Regions from separate parts of the Homo sapiens genome. Here region 1 is linked to region 2. The links are chromatin loops, found by intact Hi-C in ENCODE. Cell type or tissue: A673. All regions are shown on one strand. Region 1 has its middle 340 kb from the start of PAPSS1. Region 2 has its middle 17 kb from the start of PAPSS1.

Region 1 (2,500 bases), 360 kb before region 2:
TGCGACCTGACCCTGGCCAGTGGGGAAAGGGTGCAAGGGCAGGACTTGCATCAGGAATAAAGGCTCTTGTGCCCCTTTGTTCAGGTGTGCTCTCATGGTGACTGGCCAAGGAGAAGCACCCCTCTGCACAGAAGTAAAATTGCTTTGCTTAGAATCCTTTGAGTGTTCAATCTCCTTAGGATTTTGAGTGTTATTCCCAACAATTCTGGTGCCCAACTTTGGGGCTTGAATATTCTACTTCGGGAAGGGGGTCTTCGGTCACCCCACCCAGGGGAGATGCATCCCACTGTCTATAGTTATGGTGGCCCAAGGGTGAGGGAGATCAGGCCCCACCCGTTGTGACGAATAAATCTGGATTCTCAGCAAAGCGGGGAGGAGATGCTTGTAAGACCGAGGCAATAAGAGGACCAGGTAATTCTTGTGCACAGAATAAGGCAGGAGACTTTGCAAAGGCGACAAAGTATTTCCTTGGTGATTGGGATAATTTGGAGGTTGAGAGTGTGTAAATGGGGCTAAGCATTATGGTTGTGTGGAGTGAGTCTTCTCTGCGGTTTTGTGCTGCCATCTATCAACTATGGGCAGGAACAATCAGAGTAGACAAAGAGAAAGAAAGATGCAAGGAACTTCCAGAGGGATGAGCTATAGGATATGCAGGAAACCCCTAATGGGAGAGGTTAAGCCTCCAGAAAGAGAGAGGTGAGACACCTCTAATACCAGAGGTTGGACTCCCTCTTAAAAGCCTCAGTAAGCCTCCAGAAAGGGGGAGGTGAGACACCTCTAACACGAGAGGTTGGACCCCTTCTTAAAAGCTGCAGTGAGCCTCCAGAAAGAGGGGGGTAGACACCTCTAACAGGAGAGGTTGTAGCCCCTCCCCACCAATAACCTCTAAGATGGGGAATGTTTCAAGTAAGACAGGAAAACTAAAGAGTCTAGAAAGTGATGAAATTACTTCTGATAGCCCCTTGGGGCTTATGCTGAAGTACTGGAAAGATAAAGAGAGAACCAAGTATAAACGAAAACAGTAGATGATAAAATGTTGTTGTTTTATTTGGGTTCGAGAACCCATCCTTAAACCCTCACATTTCTGGCCAAAATTTGGGTCTAATGAGGAGCAGATTTGTCAGCTCTTAATCGAGCGTGTTAAGGATAAGAGTCCTGTCTCCCAGGAAGAAATCGTTTACGCCCTCTGTTGGCAGCAGGGGCCTGTCCTCCTTTACTCTTTAGAATCTAGAGGGAGAAAGCCAAAAACCAACCTCTCTAGAAGGGAAAGACCGGTGTCTAGACAACCCACACCCACTAACACGTGGGTCTAGATCATCTTCCTCCATTCAGTGCCCCCGATCCCGCTCCTCTGGTTTCCGTTTCAGGTCCCTCCCCTGCTTCCTCTTCCTGCTGTCCCTGATCCCGCCCCTCCGGTTCCCATTTCAGGTACTTCCCGTGCTTGCATCCCTCTTCCAGCTTTTCCGATCCCGCTCCCCCGGTTTCTGTTCCAGGCCACTCCCCAGCCTGTGCCTTCCCTCCGGCTGTGGTTTTGGGTTACTCCCTAGCCGTTTCAGGCCACTGCCTTACTTGTGTTACTTGCCGGTGTTCTATTCCCCCAGCTGCTGCTATGGATCCCTCACCCACTTGTGGTGCCTCTACTCATATTGCTCCTCCTCCCTATAATCCCGACTTTGCGGAATAACCATCTTGTGAGCCTGCCCCCACCAACCTATTAAGTATCCCTCATTAAAGGAGCTTCAACGTGAGATAGAGCAATGTAAAAAGGATATTAAAAACTTTCCATTTCTCTCCACACCTAGAGAGCCAGATCTGACTCTTTCCACTAAGAGAGGTACCACAAGGATGGGGCGGGGGGCTATTGGCTTTGTGAACGCCCCCTTGACTAGTTCGGAAGTCAGGTATTTTAAAAAGAGCCTAAGCCACTACTGGATGACCCTTATGAAGTAGCAGATCAAACTCATCAATTTCTAGGGCCTCACATATACTCTTGGGCTGAGTTGATGTCCATCTTGGGCATCCTCTTTTCTGAGGAAGAATGAAGTATGATTCGGAGGGCTGCTATGGCACTTTGGGAACGTGAGCACCCTCCTGGTCAAAATGTTCTTTCTGTGGGCTATAAATTTCCCACTCAAGACCCCCATTGGGACAGTAACAATGCAAATCACTGGGAAAATATGCAGGACCTAAGGGAGATGATAATAAAAGGAATTCAAGAATCAGTACCCCAAACTCAAAATCTTTCTAAAGCATTTGATATTCAACAGGAAAAAGATGAGGAACCCACTGGATTCTTAAATAGATTGAGGGAGCAAACGAGACAGCATGCAGGCCTTGATTTGGAAAACCCCTCAGACAAGGAATGTGAAAACTTCACTTTGTTACTAAAAGTTGGCCAGACATTTCAAAAAAATTACAAAAGATAGAAAATTGGGAGGACCATCCCCTGAGTGAATTGCTCAGGGAGGCTCAAAAAGTATATGCAAGAAGAGACAAGGAA
Region 2 (2,500 bases):
AGAAACGTCAGCTGTGTCTTCAAATGCCTCCAGAGCATGGACTGCAGCTGCAAGCACTGCTGGTGAGCACTGAGGCCCCACACCCTGAGGTAGAGGCAATTCCTCAAGAAGTCTTTGACAAGGTGAAGCCAGAGGTCTGGGCATGAGACCAACCTGAGAGGGAAATTAATGTGAGTCCAATAAAAAACAAACTGAAGGAAGGGCCCCAACCTATCCGGAAAAAAGCAATACCCCTTAAAGAAGGAAGTCTTGGAAGTTATCCAGCCAGCATTAATCTGGTTTTTGCAATATGGCTTAATAAGACCTTGTCAGTCCTCATACGATACTCCTTTCCTGCCATTAAAGAAGCCTCATTCCCATAAGTATAGGTTTGTGCAAGATCACAGAGCTATTAATGATACTGTGGAAGACATTCACCCCATCGTGGCTAACCCATACACTATGTTTGCTTCACTACCTAAGGATCACGAATGGTTTACAGTGCTAGACTTAAAGGATGCCTTCTTTTGCATACCAGTAGAAATAGAAAGCCAACTATTGTTTGCTTTCGAGTGGACAGACCCTGAGACAGCTGCACAGTTTCAATATTGCTGGACTGTGCTCCCTCAAGGGTTTAAAAACTCCCCAAGTATATTTGGAGAGGCTTTGATTCAAGACTTGAGAGGCTTACAATTAGAAAATGGGGTGCTACTTCAATATGTGGATGATTTATTAATTTCCAGCACCTCAAAACAAGAATGTCAAGAAAACACTGTAAAGACCCTAAACCACTTGGCAGCTTGTGAGTATAAAGTTTCAAGTAAGAAGGCCCAAATATGTAAGCAAACTATAGAATACTTAGGGTTTTTGTTACAAGAGCAGCTAGAGCCCTGACGGTGGAAAGGCTAAGTGCAATTGCCTCCATCGTGATGCCCACAACCAGGAAGCAACTAAAGGGCTTCCTAGGAATGGCAGGATTTTGTAAAATCTGGAGTCCCAATTATGGGTTAATAGTAAAGCAGCTATATCTAAAAGGAGCAGACCATGGGAAATCGAACACCAAATCACATTTGAGCAACTAAAGCATAAATTAATATCTGCTCTGGCTCCAGGACTGCCAAACCCACACAAACTTTTCCAACCTTATATGCATGAAAGACTAGGTCTAGCACTCTGGGTCTTAACACAAAAACTGGGAGAAATACTACAGCCTGTGGCCTATTTTTCAAAGCAGCTCCATACTGTGGCTAGGGGCTGGCCCCCTTGTCTTAGGGCAGTAGCCACGACCTGCTTGTTGCTCAAGGAAGCTGAGAAGCTGACTCTAGGTCAGCCCACCATGATTTCTGTGCCACACTAAGTCTTGGCGTTGTTAGAACAAAAGGTGGCTATTGGCTAACAGCGGGCAGATTGGGCCAATATCAGGCTATCCTGCTCGATGACCCTGCAGTGAAACTGCAGACCACTGGAACCTTAAACCCCACCACTTTGCTGCCACCTACTGGGGAATCAGAGGAACTAATACATGACTGCCCAGAAGTTATTGATCAAGTGTTTTCTAGTCCCCTAGATTTGAAGGACACAGCCCTCTCATGTGCAAACTGGACATTGTTCGCAAACAGGAAAAGTTTAGTCATTAATGGAAGAAGGAACGCTGCCTATGCTGTAGTGAGTCTCAGAGGGAATAGAGGCAAGAACTCTCCCAACAGGGACTTCTGCACAGAAAGCTCAGTCAATCGCCCTTACCAGAGCCTTGCAACTGTCCCAAAGTAAGAGTGCCAACATCTACACTGATTCCAAATATGCCTTCATAATAGTCCATGCACAGGGTGCTATCTGGAAAGAAAGGGGCCTACTGAAGGCTGACAATACTGAAATCAAATACGCAAAGCAAGTGTTAGAGCTACCAGAGGCAATAAAGGCCCCAAGAGAAATAGCTGTTATGCGTTGCCCAGGCCATCAGTGCAACAATTCTGAAGTAGCTAGGGGAAATGCTTTCTTAGATTGCACAGCCAGGCACCTAGCCAGCTCCAATGTTGAACTCCGGGTTCCTTTAATTCCCCAAATAGATTTGGCAGCCTTCAAACCTAGGTACAGTCTTGAGGACGAAAAGGCTACCAAGGACAAAGGGTTTATTCAGGATGAAAAATGACTGGAAATTGAATGACAAAGGCCTAATCTGGGTGTCAGAGATAAAATTTCTTTTATCCTATTCTTTCTGTTTACACCTAGTATTGTTTCTGCATCCACTGCTAACCTCCTTCTACAATGGGCACAGGACTATGCAGACAGCCTCCAGCATGATTCCTGTTAGGTCTGTGGCCTGTTACCCCTTTCTAGCACCACCGTGGTGGGTCTCACCTATGCAAGGGAAAGATTGGAGACATTTACAAGTCTTCCTGGATTTAAAACACTGGACCGGCTCACAAATGATGGGAGTGACTAAGGCAAATGTGTCAGAATGGCTGCACAACTTTCAATGACCCAGGACATGGGTCTTTCCTTCACCCAATACTAAAATATA

What was found. Peaks named below come from ENCODE experiments on the same cell type or tissue, not always from the same donor. Only the 100,000 strongest peaks of a DNase experiment are listed, where the experiment ranks them.
Region 1: a loop joins it to region 2, with 3 times the contacts of the local background. A loop is called at or near these places in 4 of 110 quality-filtered maps.

What each region holds. Positions count from the first base shown.
Region 1 is chr4:107,379,831-107,382,330 of GRCh38, forward strand. No RefSeq gene overlaps it. Among named protein-coding and RNA genes, the nearest start is that of PAPSS1, 340 kb to the right of the region's middle. RefSeq lists an enhancer at 1-55. In A673, CTCF peaks have their summits at 551 and 1,192 (motif pointing left); DNase peaks (open chromatin) are centred at 551 and 1,181; H3K27ac peaks cover 1,080 bases.
Region 2 is chr4:107,735,713-107,738,212 of GRCh38, forward strand. No RefSeq gene overlaps it. Among named protein-coding and RNA genes, the nearest start is that of PAPSS1, 17 kb to the left of the region's middle. In A673, a CTCF peak has its summit at 1,498 (motif pointing left); a DNase peak (open chromatin) is centred at 1,449.